Linked DNA regions of Homo sapiens: region 2 is linked to region 1. A link is a contact called in ENCODE POLR2A ChIA-PET data. All regions are on one chromosome and are shown on one strand. The core of a region is the stretch at or near the end of the contact, and the rest is flanking DNA. Distances in the headings are between cores, read along the strand shown. Region 1 overlaps DENND4A (DENN domain containing 4A). Region 2 overlaps SMAD3 (SMAD family member 3).

Region 1 (7,184 bases), core at 1,955-4,454:
GCCTATAAGTCATTTTTTTATGTGCACATTTTGATTCCTTAATTGGTAAGAACTACAGGAGCAGAAAGCCCTCCTCCAAGCAGGAGGAGGCCACTCAAATTTGGGACTAAAGCAAAACTGTGGTACTAATTATATTAATAAAAATTCCACCTGGGCCGGGCAATGGTGTCTCATGCCTGTAATCCCAGCACTTTGGGAGCCTGAGGCGGGCAGATCACTTTAGGTCAGGAGTTTAAGACCAGCCTGACCAAGATGGTGAAACCCCACCTCTAACAAAAAATACAAAAATTAGCAAGGCATGGTGGTGTATGCCTGTAGTCCCAGCTACTTGGGAATTGCTTGAACCTGGGAGGCGGAGGTTGCAGTGAGCCACCACTGCACTCCAGCCTGGGTGACAGAACGAGACTCTGTCTCAAAAAAAAAAAAATCCACATGGCTTTTGTAGTGGTAAATATTTTTTTTGTTTCTAAATGAAAGCCGAAATACAAAGATCAGAAATTTATAAAGGCTGGGCATGGTGGCTCACGATTATAATTCCAGCACTTTGGGGGGCCAAGGCAGGCACATAGTTTGAGACCAGCCTGGGCAACATGGCAAAACCTAGTCTCTACAAGAAAAAAAAAAAAAAATTAGCCAGGAATGGTGACATGTGCCTGTAGTACCAGCTACTCGGGAGGCTGTGGTAGGAGGATCATTTGAGCCCAAGGGGTTGAGGTTGCAGTGAGCCATGATCACATCACCGCGCTCCAACCTGGGTGACAGAGCAACATCCTGTCTCTAAAAAAAAAAAAAAAAAAAATTATTAAATTCTTTTTGTTGTTATATTGTTTTGTACGAGACATTTTTATTTTTGAAAAGTTTTAAAAATAAAATTACCGAAAAATGTAGTATACACTCACATACTCATATATAAAGCATTAACATTTTTCATTTTTGCTTCAGATATATATTTAATAAAAAATAACTACGTATATAATAGTTATCACATTGAATTCTGAAACACTGAAACACTTCCTCATGGTCTCAGAAAAGGAGCATAACTAAACATACTTGGAGAAAGTACATTGGAAAGCTCACTATCAACAATATATACTATAGGACAAAATTACAGTAACTTGGGTCCATATTGGTCACTGTTCAAGAAATCTGGAAACTTCAAAAGCCAAATAAAAATAAGTTTTCCTAACATTTGTAACTATCCTGAAAATACCTAAAAACAAACAAAAAAACTTACAAATCAGTAAGAAATCAAAGAATTTGATAACCCTAACTGCTGGCAAGGATATGAAAAAACAGAAATTGTTTGCAATATCCTATAAATATCTTATAAAGGGAAAAATATTTATATCCTAGGACCCAGCAATTTGACAGTCAGGTATATGACCTGGAGAAACTATGGCATGTTGCTTCAGGAGCTACAAGAATATTCATGAGGCAATGTTTATAATAGATAAAAAATGAAAACAATTTAAATGCTCATCAATAGAAGAAATGATAAATTGTATATATTCATTCACTGGAACACTATACAGCTGTGTAAATAAATGAACTACACCTACAGTATCAACAAGGATTGAGGGCAGAAAAAAATAAAATGAAAAAAGCAAGCTTTAAAATCCATTATACCATGACACAATCATATTAACAGCTGCTTAAACTTACTAGAACATACATGTTTTGTTTTTTTTCTAGTGCCAGGCTCAGTTTTTACCACCTTATATAAATTAGCTCATTTAGGCCAGGCACAGTTGCTCATGCCTATAATCCCAGCACTTTGGGAGGCCAAGGCGGTAGGATTGCTTGAGCCCAGGTGTTTGAGACCAGCCTAGGCAACATGATGAAACCCAGTCTCTAAAAAGAAAAAAAAATTAATAAAAATAAGTAAAACAAATAAATAAGCTCATTTAATTTTTACAACAATTCTATGAAGTGGACACCTCTATCATCCCTATGTGATAGATGAGGACACTGAGGCATGTAAAGAATTAAATAACTTACCTAAGGTCACAAAATTAAGTAGCAGAGTCAAGATTCACACCAAGGGAGTATGATTTGAAATGTACTACAATGTGCATGTTCTACAAAAGCACCCAAAGCAATGCCATGTCATTGCTCATATATATAGTTTATTAAAAGATAAACTAGAAGGATACAAATCAAATTCATTACAACAATTTCCTCTGGGAGGGGAGATGAAGGTGAGGAGGATAAAACTGGGGAGAACAAAAGGGACTTTAACATGATCTGTAATATTCAAGAAAAGTATAAAGTTCTACATTGCTCTTTTAGAATTCAATGTGATAACTATGATATAAATAGTTATTTTAAATTAAATATATATCTGAAGCAAAAATGAAATATGTTAACATTTTATATGTGGGTATGTGGGTGTATACATTTTTGCTATTTATTTTTAAAACTTTTCAAAAATAAAAATCTCTCATCTACAAAACAATATTACAATAAAATTAAGAAATTTAATAAAGTTCTGATCTTCATATTTCAGCTTTCATTTGAAAACAAAAACAGCTAAACTGTGTGAACTTATGTATGTATATACACTTTAACATACATATGGAAAACACATTTTTACACAGATCAAGAGAGACAGGTTTTAACAAAGTATATCAGAAACAGTATCTCTCTTACTATACATTTTAATGACTCACTATTCTCAGTGAAAATAAAGTATAACACTAGCAGGAAAATTCCCTTGATATCTTTCTACCTCTTTCTTTTTTGTCTCTTCTCTCTCTTGCTTTCTACTTGTGATTTTTAACAGAAGGAAGCACAAAGTAGGAACTAAGAAAGTGTCACACATTTTAAAAATAATAACGGCCATAGATGAATATATACCCAGCCCTTCTAAATATAGCATTCCCGAACCTACAATCAAGTAATGTTTCAAAAATTTATTTGTAAATTTTTTGTCTAGAACTCACAGCATACCTTCCCATGAAGAAAGTTACAAAAGGATATGAGCACCAGGAAAAAGATACTGCCTAAGGTGCCAGGCTACTGGCAGAGAAACAGGAAAAGCAGAGTACACAATATGTACTGATGGTCCAGAAAGCAAAAAAAGCATTGTGACCCAGGGTCTGAGGGCAGAAATCACTATTCATTTATTTACCTTTGTAATCTCAGTAACTAGCAAATTATCTGGCATCTCATAATCAAAGACCATTGCCTACTGACTGATGAAGTAATGGGGAAATGACTAAGCAGAGGAATCCATCAATACGTGGCACTGTCAACACAGAACAGCTTTGGTGGAGGAAAGAAAAAGCTTGGAGAGAAGCAATGTTTAATGACACAAAAATCCACATATGTAAAACTATTACAAGGTTAGTGCTGGTTATTTATTTATTTATTTTTTTTTTTTTGAGACAGAGTCTCGTTCTGCCACCCAGGCTGGGGTGCAGTGGCGCTATCTCTGCTCACTGCAAGCTCCGCCTCCCAGGTTCACGCCATTCTCCTGCCTCAGCCTCCCGAGTAGCTGGGACTACAGGCGCCTGCCACCACGCCCGGCTAATTTTTTGTATTTTAGTAGAGACAGGGTTTCACCGTGTTAGCCAGGATGGTCTCGATCTCCTGACCTTGCGATCCGCCCACCTCGGCCTCCCAAAGTGCTGGGATTACAGGCGTGAGCCACTGCGCCTGGCCAGCGCTGGTTAAGAGAACACCTTCATCTAAATTACAAGCTGTGTCTATTATTGTGTAATGCAAATAAGCATGATATTTTGGGTTAGTTTTGCTAACAATGAATCTTAAGATAGTTTTCCTACTGTAGCAATAGTTATTTGGGATTTTCAGTATTTTCTCCTATGACCCTTGAAAATATTTCAATGTCTTCTTTGTAATTATAAGAGTAATAACCGGCCAGGTGCAGTAATCACAGCACTTTGGGAGGCCAACGCGGGCAGACTACTTGGGCTCACGAGTTCAAGACCAGGCTGGGCAACATGGCAAAACCCCATCTAAAAAAATACAAACATTAGCCAAGCACAGTGGTGCACACCTGTAGTCCCAGCTACTTAAGAGGCCAAGGTGGGAGGATGGCTTGAGCCCAGGAGGTGGAGGTTGCAGTGAGCTAAGATCACGCCACTGCACCCCAGCCTGGGTGACAGAGCCAGGACTTGTCTTAAAAAAAAAAAAAAAAAAAAAAAGTAATAATTATTCAGAATAGAGAAAAGCACAAAAACTAAAATAAAAATTACCCATAATCCGATCACCCAGGGATAACATCTCTTACTATTTTATATGTCTCCTGCAAATCTTTTTGCCATTTACATGTATATGTTTCTTTATATTCTAATTTTTCTCTTAATATTATATTATACTTATGTCAGTACATTTTTAAAATGATTTTTAGAAGTTGTATCCACCATATAGATTATCATTAATTTCACCATTCCCATACTATAATGCATTTGACTATTAAAATTGTTCCACTCTTATAAAATGCTAAGTTTTAAAAAAAACTTTTGTTTTTTGAGACAGGGTCTTACTCTGTTGCCCAGGTTGGAGTGCAGTGGCACAATCATAACTCACTGCAGTCTCAAACTCCTGGGCTCACGGGATCCTCCTGCCTTGGCCTCCCAAAGGGCTGTAATAACAGGCGTGAGCCACCTCATAGGGCCTAATCACTTCTTAAAAGTACATTTCTACATTGGTCTTGTAGAATTCAAAGTGATAACTATGATATACAATAATAAAGTGTGGTGTGCTTGACTCCCTCCACGCCCAGCATCCTCCCACAAATTCTACTGAATAAACAATCAATATAGGGTATTAGATTAAAAAAAAAAAAAAGGAAGAAAAATGTATCAGCTATTCTCAGTCACTCTTCTTCTACCTGTGGTAGGAAAAAGGAAAAATCCCACAAAGATAAGTCTCTGACATCAGAGAAGGCAAGAATAACAAGTCAATTTTCCTGCTAGAGCAACTTTTGTTTTCCACCTAGAACAACGCACCATCAATTTAAGTAGGAATAGCACAAGGTTTATTATATACCAAACAACTCTATCTGCATCAGTGCTTTAACTAGGTTTTTGTAGGACATAGAATGCTTTGAAAAATTCTGCAAACAACAAAATATAATGTAACTAATATCACTCAGTGGAAAACCAAGTTTTATAATAGCAGTTATAAGAGTAATAACTGGCCGGGTGCGGTAGCTCACGCCTGTAATCTCAGCACTTTGGGAGGCCAAGGCGGGCAGATTGCTTGGGCTCACGAGTTCAAAACCAGTCTGGGCAACATGGCGAAACCCCGTCTCAAAAAATACAAAAATTAGCCAAGCACGGTGGTGCACGCCTGTAGTCCCAGCTACTTTTATTTTACAATTCTATTAATCCCAGCTAATTTTATTTTACAATTCTGCCATAATTTTTTTAATGAATTAATAAATGTCATGTAGTCTCTTCTTCTAGCCTCCCAATTATACTAAATACTATTCAAGTTACCAGAAATAGGACAACAGTTCCAGGAACTTGAGAATCAATAACTCTTTAAACCAGTGGTAATTCATGTGGAAAAGTTCAGAACAAATCAGCATCAACTTCCTGGCTCTCTTGCACAGACAAAAAATTCATATTGCTTCACCAATTTTCAAAAATGTAAATTTGTGTATATAAGTTTAAAACTTGGACCAAAAGTTATCTACATTTATTCCCAATTTGCGACTGGTATCAAGATCAATTAACTTTCTCAGCAAGTACACTGTTATAAAATTCCACAGTGATCCCAGAATGGAAGGGGCTTAAAAAATAATATAAAACAAAAATTAAACTCCACAGTGAAGTAGGTCTATGTTTAATCATTCAGAAAAAGAAAATTATGTAACATATTATATATAATGATGATGATAACATATGCTGTTCTGGACTCCTACTGAGAGCTGTGGTTCAAAGGGAAATCGTGAAAATAAAGTAAAAATTGCCGAAAATGTTTAATTCTGCCCAAAACAGTTTCCAAAAAAGAAGCCAAATATAATATTTTATTTTAAGTTCAAACAGGGTTCAAACAGCTCAGAAATTTTGTATACTTAAGTTTTCAGAAGTCGAATCCCAGAACCGCTATCAACATAAACTGAATAACTTGCTCAAGAGTCCTTACTTATTACCCAATCTTAGGTCCCCCAGAATACTTCTTAAAATAATCCCAAATGTACTACAATAGATTAGCGTAACCGGGGCTACGCTGTTTACAGGTGTCTCCACCTCCTCCCCCAAGGAGAGAAGAGGTATACTAGGGTAAACAGAAAATAGAAGGAGACTATATACACACCAAATAACAGCTTGTAATCTTCTAAGACTTCTTTTACATTCGGGCTATTCTTTTCATTAACGTATAATACATTTTAAAGAATAACATATTCACAGAGTAATACAATTTCTGCCCTCACGGGTCTCTAGCTGGCTGACACGCGTTTTCTCCTCAAATAAATACATGCCTGTTGACTGATGCCTGTCCTGCTGTTGCAAACAAGAAATAACTGTCCTATAAGACAAAAACCTCTCTCTACGGTTCTAGGCGTAACCATACGTTTGAATTAAAAGCACATTGGAACAACAACAACAATCTTCCAGCACATCTGTCATTTAAAAGCACGATAATGAAAAGCTGTCGCTGCGACCCAATTTTAGGTCACAAGCTTTTTACTGTTTTTCCTGCCCCCCACCTCCAGAAAACAATAAACTTCAAAGGGAATGGTGGTAACCAGGAACAGTTCCCTTCCCCCACCACACACCCCCCCAAAAAGACTAGAAAAAAAACTGGTCAACTTGGACGCTGGCCGCGCTCACGCAGAACCCGTGCCCGCGGGCCGGGGAAGGCTGAACAGACCCTGGGAGGAAAAGTGGGCCTGCAGGCACCCCGGGCTCCCCCCGCCGCCTGTCTCAGATACCGAGCAGGTGGGATTCCGGGAAGCCACCTCCGACTTACGTAACGGGCTTGTCAAAATCCCAGATCCAGGACCTCCCCCTCCCCGCCCCCACTCCCAAATAACAACAGCCCCAGGCCAGCCTGGAATAGAAAATCTGGAATGAAAACACAGGAGCCCCCCACGCGTCCGACGCAGAGGCGCGGGTGCTACTCTCAGCACCGCCGCGCCATCCCGGGGCGGACCGAGCCGCGGAGCACCTCCCGGATCTCAGGAGCTCTCGGGCGGAGATCTCGGCCAT
Region 2 (7,184 bases), core at 2,889-5,388, 1.3 Mb after region 1:
TCTAAATATGTCTCTGCCTCCCCTTGTGGAGGGATGTGGCTCCTTGAGATCTGGGGTCACGGCTGGCGTGTTTCGTGGAGTAGCTAGAAAGAGTAATAATCCTTTTTGAATGCACAGCATTTACAGAGGCCTCACAGGCTGAAAATGGTAATTAGGATACACAATTGGGTCTTTTGACCTCAAATCCAGGCATTTTCCCACCTTGTGGGCCTCACTCAAATGATGACCCCAGGTTCTGCCTGTGATGAATGAGCAGGCATGGTTTTGTTCTGTTAGGATATGACGGTAGAAGAGAGCTGTTTGTCAGAACCAGCAGTGGCTTCAGATCTTGAAAGTCCAACTCCTTCATTTTACAGAGGAGGAAACCTGTGCCCCAAAGCAGGTCCCCCCAAGTTCCAGCCCAGTGCCACCCCACTGCACAGAGCAGCTGTCTCCTTTTGATCATGAGGAAGCCACCAGGTCCCTGGTGGAGTTCAGCAGATGTGCCGGGTGGGCGACTCTGGTGGGTGTGAGGATGTTTCCTTTCCTGCTGGGAAGTCCTCCAAGCTCTTGTGAAAGAGATGTGGTTTGTCGAGCATGGATTTTCAAACTTTCTTTATAGAGAGCTGTTGTTAGCTTAAAAATGCCTGGAAACATGATCAAGTGTAATGTTTTAATGATAACATAGAAGCACATAGTACTAAGCACATGTAATGAGAATGTACAGAACTCTCTAGTAAGAGTCTGAAATTTGGCCGGGTGCAGTGGCTCATGCCTGTAATCCCAGCACTTTGGGAGGCCGAGGCGGGTGGATCACCTGAGGTCAGGAGTTCAAGACCAGCCTGGCCAACGTGGCAAAACCCCGTCTCTGCCCAAAATACAAAAATTAGCCGGGCGTGGTGACGGGTGCCTGTAATCCCAGCTACTCAGGAGGCTAAGACAGGAGAATTGCTTGAACCTTGGAGGTGGAGGTTGCAGTGGGCTGAGATCGCACCGTTGCATTCCAGCCTGGGCAACAGAGTGAGACAATGTCTCAAAAAATAAAAAAGAGAGAGTCTGAAATTCATTCTTTCAACATGCTTGTGTTGGGTGCTGCCTGGCACAGCAATTGGTGCCCACTAACTCACAGCGTCGGGGAAGATAGGCACGGAACAAGTCATCTGGTGTGGTCCCTGCAGTGGGGGAGCCCAGTGAGGGCCTGTCCAGCCCAGCTGAGAGGAGACTGAGAGAAGGCTAGGTGGCATAAGTAAAGATATGGATAGCGCTTTCCTCTTCAGAGTGTTTATTACCAGGGTTAGATAAAGCAGATCTCATGTATTTTCTGCTACTAAGTAGAAGTTCTTGTTTTGTTTGATTTCTGGTGGGCTTTGATATTTTCCAAAAAGATAATAACTCATTGTAGAGTAAGATCAGGACTGGGGCCAGCAGACTTGGGTCCAAAGGTGTGTCATTTTTATACCAGACTAGAATCGGGTGAGGGGAGATGTAAAGAGATCACTATTGTCACGGAAGGCGCTGGAAGGAGCTCTGCTTAGAAAAAATGCCTTTCTCTAGGAGGTTTTCATCCAGCATGGGAACACAAAACACCAGTTTAAAATAGCTAGGTAAGGCTTCACAGTCTCTCAATGTGATGTGGGTGTCCTGAGTCGTGAACATCCCATTGTGCAGGATAAAATGCTGGTTTCTGAGCTGTCTTTCAAGACACAACCCAAATGCTGTCTTTGCCATGGTGCCTTCCTTGGGAACCCAAGCCAGGTGAGGTCTGCCTTTTCTCTGATGTTGCCTAACTTTTCCTCTTTGTGTCCCTTGAGCTCAGGGACATGCATCCCCTGTTGTACCTAGCACAGAATCATGCACAAGCAGGTGCTTGTTAACTGTTGGTGTGTACCAACAAACATTTACGGAGCACCTATTAGCAGGAGCACAGGCCAAGGAGCTGGATAGATGAGCGTGGAGTTTGGGGGAGAGGTCTGAGCTGAGATATACATTTGTGAGTCATCATTGTATGGATGAGGCCGGGCTGGGGAGGATATGAGCGTAGAATGAGAAGGTCCAGACCTGCACCTGAAGAACAGCCCCATTTAGGGAATGCAGGGAGAGACAGAGGAAAAGCAAGATGGTGCACAGTGACATTGAAGGTGAGTGACGAGACCCTGCAGCAAGAGGAAAGGAGCAGCAGTGCTAGATGTTGCAGAGAACCCAGAATGGTAAGGCCTGAAAACCATGTGTTTTAGATTCTGTAACCTGGAGGCCACTAGGTGACCTTAGCAAGGGCAGTCATGATGGAGTGTTGGGGCTGAAGCCCATTGCAGGGAGGCCCATAGTCAATGGGAGGTGGGCAGTAGACACAGAGAGCTGGGTTATTCTTGCCACACAGCTGTGCTGGGGCCATGGCGGGGGTGGGGGTGCCACAGAGTGGGAGCCAGAGAGGGACCTGGGTAAGGGCTGACCGTGGGTGGGGAGCGCATGGAGTGCTTTCAGAGGCCAAGTGAGTGGAACTGTCTATGAAGCAGATGGATGGAACCCTGGCTGAATTATCTCAGACTTGCCAAAGACATTCATAAAATTCAGACCCGCACACACTCGGGAATGGGAAAAATGAATTATTTTGTAAGAAGCTTATAGTCCAAAGGTAGAATTGCCCAAGAGAGCTTCTGAAAGGAAAAAGTCATAGCAAGTTGATATTTTTAAAGTGAAATAACATAGGTTGGATTTTTCTAGTAACTTCAAGGGGTAAAGACTTTGAATTTTTTTTTTGGAGACAGAGTCTCGCTTTGTCACCCAAGCTGGAGTGCAGTGGTGCGATCACAGCTCACTGCAGCCTTGACCTCCCAGGCTCAAGCAATCCTCCTGCCTCAGCCCCTCAGGTAGCTGGGATTATAGGCACACGCTACCACGCCTGGCTATTTTTTGTATATTTTGTGGAGGTGGGGTTTCACCGTGTTGCCCAGGCTGGTCTCAAACTCCTGAGCTCAAGCGATCTGCCCACCTTGGCCTCCCAAAGTGCTGGGATTAAAGGCGTGAGCCACTGTCCCTGGCCAAGACTCTGGGTTTAGTAAGCCTCTTGCAACTCACTAGGAGTGGATTTCTAGGACCTCCCCACTTTCTTGCTTGTTGTTTCTTTTGCTAGCCGTAAGTCCCTGGAGTACACTGGGTACTTTATGGGAAAAAGAGGAACAGTGTGGGACAGACTTTGCCCTGGGCTGCTTAACGTGATGTGGGGAACAGAGGTGATAAGAGCCTGTGGCAGCTCAGGCAGCCCTGCCATGACCTGGAGTTGGGGAGGGGTATCAAGGATAACAAGTCTTATACACATGCCATGCTGTTTCTTTGGATCAATAGATGGATAATTTTTAAAACCCCCTGTATGTATCAAACTCACTTTGGAGATGTAAGGCATGGCCTCTGTCCTGGTGACAGTATCTGAGTGGGAGGCCTGGTAAAATGTCTGTGTTTAGGATGATGAACGCCATAATCTAAGACTGCTAAGTGCTGTGGGGTGGTCTAGAAGGGCAGATGGGCTAGCTGCGAGGAGGGCAGAGGCACTGTGCAATGGTGTTGCCTGGGAACACTCCGTGGAGAGTGTGGGAATCTCACCCTGGCCCTACCAGGTAAGAAATTGGGCCTGGGAAATTGGGAAGGGAATTTTTCAAGCTTCATGGCTGCTCCAGGACTTGAACTAAGACTTTCCTTTAGAGCAAGCTTGTCCACCCTCTGGCCCGTGGGCCGCATGTAGCCCAGGAGAGCTTTGAATGCAGCCCAACACAAATTCATAAACTTTCTGAAAACATTGTAAGATTTTTTTTTTGCGATTATTTTTTAGCTCATCAGCTATCGTTAGTTAGCGTATTTTATGTGTGGCCCAAGATGACGACTCTTCCATCGTGGCCCAGGGAAGCCAAAACACCGGACACCCCTGCTTAGAGAAAGTGCGTTTTCTGTTATAAAAGGACCTTGAATCCCCATCTCATATGTTGGGACTTTGTCTTGCATGTTTTCAGGCAGGGCATGATTGTATCTGTAACATAATAATATGTAAGAATGTGTACTTCTTAGCCTTTGCAGAGAGGCGGGAGGCCTGTTTCCTGCAGCCCCCGCCCTGTCCTGGCTGAGGGGTGGGAGGCAGCTTGCTGGCCAGCCCCGCTGAGTCACCCTCCGGCGTGGAGCCCAGTGGGGATTTCCACGCGGCCCCAGTGTTCTCTTCTCCTCGTTTCCTGTTGGGCTGTGACGCAGGCTGGCTGCCAGCGGGTGCCGGTGGGCACTCCTGACACAGGCCACTGCCAGCCGGCCTTGTGGGTCCTGAGGGCATCGTGGGTGGCTCTCCCCCCACGAGTGACTGTGCCTGGCAGGGTGTGCCCCACATGTCAGTTGCACTCCGTTCTGGGTGGGCAGCTCCCAGAGGCCCCGGGGAGGGCTGCAGATGGGCGGGGGGTGGCTGCCTGGGAGGACGGGAGGTTTTGTTGAAGAGAGAGCTTGCTCTTGGGGCAGTTTGTACTGGGCGTTTAGGGTTATAAAAACCTAGATTTGCTGAAAACGGCTCTCTTTTATCTTCTGACAAGAACATTTGTGAAGAAAACAAAACAGACCTTCAGCCATTTAGTCTATACACCGAGAGAATGGTTTCTACAGTATGCCTGATTTCTCTGGGTCTTTCTAACACATCCATGTATGTGCTTGTCAGCTTCTAGTGCCTCCATTTCTTGATATGAGGAAATTTTGCTTAAAAAAAAATCTCTACTGATAGGACCTCTGCATATTCATGCATGTTTTTCCTCCAGAACTTTGTGTCCCACCACTGTGCTAGGCAGTTTACAAATGCCATCTGATTTCATTCCTGCCACTACAGTCTAAGGCTATATTGTCCGATACCTATCCACCACCCTCATGTGGCTATTTAAATGTTGGGTCATTAAAATTAAATACAATTACAAATGCTGTCCCTCAGTCACACCAGCCGCATTTCAAGTGCACGGGTAGGCTAGTGGCCATCAGATCAGCTCATATAGAGCAGCACGTTTTCATCACCACCAAAAATTCTATTGGGTAGCACTGGTCTAAGGTCCGGACATATGTCCCCATTTTGTAGATGAGGAAGCTGAGTCCTACAGAGGTTAAGTTGACCACTTAGAAGAATGAACAGATGAAACCTTTTCATTTTACACATGAGGAAACTGAAGGTTATACTCCCCTTTCCTTCTTAGAAAAGAGAAATTGATCTGTAGGCTTCAGGGACTCTTCAGTTAGCCTGGGGGTACTGTGCGGGTCAGCTCTTTTGCTGTTCCCCCCAGACCCTGTCAGCTGTGGGTGGTGGCTGGTTTCTCTTGGTTTCCTCACCAGAGTTTGGGAATGAGCAAGTCAGGACTGCTTTCCGTACGGTAATCCTTTGGCCCATTTCCTATCGGGGGATTTATGGAGCTGGTGATCTCTTGGGTTTTTTGGCCATTTGTTAGAGCCAAAAGAGGTCACAGGAAATGATATACTAGTTTCATTGCCCAAAATACTGAGGTCCAGAGAGGTGAGGGGATGCTGAGGGTCTTGCATCTAGCTAAGAGCTGAGCTGGCTCTTAAACTTGTTTTCAAGCCAGGACTTACCTGACTTTCTTAGGAAAGTAATCACTCCATAGACAAGGATAGGTTTTTTTCACAGAGCAATGATGTTCCCTGTGGTCCCTATGTAGGGTGGTAAGGAATAGGGCTTTGGGATCCTACAGACCAGGGTTCAAATCCTGGCCCCACCACTTGTAAGTTATGGGACTTCAGACAAGGACTTAAACATTCTAAGTCCTCAGTTTCTTCATCTGTAAAACAGGGATAAAATATCTCAGTGAATTTGTTTTAAATACTTGCGTCCGGGCATGGTGGCTCATGCCTGTAATCCCAGTACTTTGGGAGGCTGAGGTGGGAGGATCGCTTGAGGCCAGAAGTTTGAGACCAGACTGGCCAGCATAACAAGAACATAACAAGATCTCATCTCTACAAAAAATTAAAAATATTAGCTGGGCATGGTGGTGTGAGCCTGTGGTCTCAGCTACTCGGGAGGCTGCAGTGTAAGGTTGCTTGAGCCAGGAGTTAAAGTCTGCAGTGAACTCGCCACTGTACTCTAGCCTGGGCAACAGAGTGAGACCCTGTCTCAAAAAAAAAAAAAAAAAAAAAAATCAGCCAGGCGCAGTGGCTCACACCTGTAATCCCAGCACTTTGGGAGGCCGAGGCGGGTGGATCACCTGAGGTCAGGAGTTTGAGACCAGCCTAGCTAAAACATGGTGAAATTCCGTTTCTACTGAAAATACAAAAAATTAGTCAGGTGTGGTGGCACACGCCCGTAATCCCAGCTACTCGGGAGGCTAAGGCAGGAGAATCGCTTGAACCCAGGAGGAGGAGTTTGCAGTGAGCCAAGATTGTGCCATCGCACTCCAGCTTGGGCAACAAGAGCAAAACTCCGTCTCAAAAAAAAGGAAAAAAGAATTCTAACATGTTTGAGATTGACTGCAATTCCTAGCATATTACAAGTGTTAGTAAATAGTAGCCATTAATATTATGAGCTTATCATCACCTTCAGCCAGCATTCTAATTTTACAGTATAGAATCCAGTACATAGGAGGCACTCAGATAGACGGGATGCCCCAAAATTGGGAGACGGACAAACTTATTTTGAAATAGTCTTTTTTTGACATTTCCAAAGAATATACTCAATGTTTTTCTGCAACCCTTTGCCTTCTTTTTAGGTGAAGGACCTCTACATTTAAAGCAGTGGGTTCAACTGCTAACCTGAAAAGCTATAATAAAACATCCCAGAGTATCCAAAAAGCCTGGAAACAAAGGGAAAATAGTGTGTCCTGCTTTCCAACTTTCGGATATGCTGTAGAATAGACTGAAACAAATCACTGGAAAATAGGTTGTTGTCGATTTTATTTAGAAGCTTTTGTTCCTTTGGATTTTCGTCTCTTATTTTTAGACAGAGTCTCCCTCTGTCACCCAGGCTGGAGTGCCGTGGTGCAATGATAGCTTACTGCAGCCTCAAACTCCTGGGCTCAAATGATCCTCTAGCCTTGACCTCCTGATTAGCTGGGACTACAGAAGCAGGCCACCACGTCTGGCTAATTTTTGTATTTTTCTGTTGAGAAGAGGTCTTGCTATCATGGGCAGGCTGGTCTTGAACTCCTGGCCTCAAGTGATCCTCCCGCCTCAGCTTCCTGAAGTGGTAAGAT

What was found. ChIA-PET counts read pairs that join two places held with the same protein, here RNA polymerase II (POLR2A).
Region 2: POLR2A ChIA-PET joins it to region 1 with 11 read pairs in activated CD8-positive, alpha-beta memory T cell. The contact joins two enhancer-like sites. POLR2A ChIA-PET finds 5 or more read pairs at or near these places in 4 of 52 experiments (WTC11, activated B cell, activated CD4-positive, alpha-beta T cell and 1 more).

Annotation. Positions count from the first base shown.
Region 1 is chr15:65,784,712-65,791,895 of GRCh38, forward strand. All of the region lies in intron 1 of DENND4A (DENN domain containing 4A), which reads right to left. Among named protein-coding and RNA genes, the nearest start is that of DENND4A, 4.0 kb to the right of the region's middle. RefSeq lists a silencer at 7,139-7,184. Within about 2 kb of position 3,205, at least 10 of the 41 ENCODE cell types and tissues checked have a DNase peak (open chromatin) inside an H3K27ac peak, as active enhancers do.
Region 2 is chr15:67,117,078-67,124,261 of GRCh38, forward strand. The region is part of intron 1 of SMAD3 (SMAD family member 3); the gene reads left to right. Among named protein-coding and RNA genes, the nearest start is that of SMAD3-AS1, 26 kb to the right of the region's middle. RefSeq lists enhancers at 3,022-3,879, 3,858-4,297. Within about 2 kb of position 4,139, at least 36 of the 41 ENCODE cell types and tissues checked have a DNase peak (open chromatin) inside an H3K27ac peak, as active enhancers do.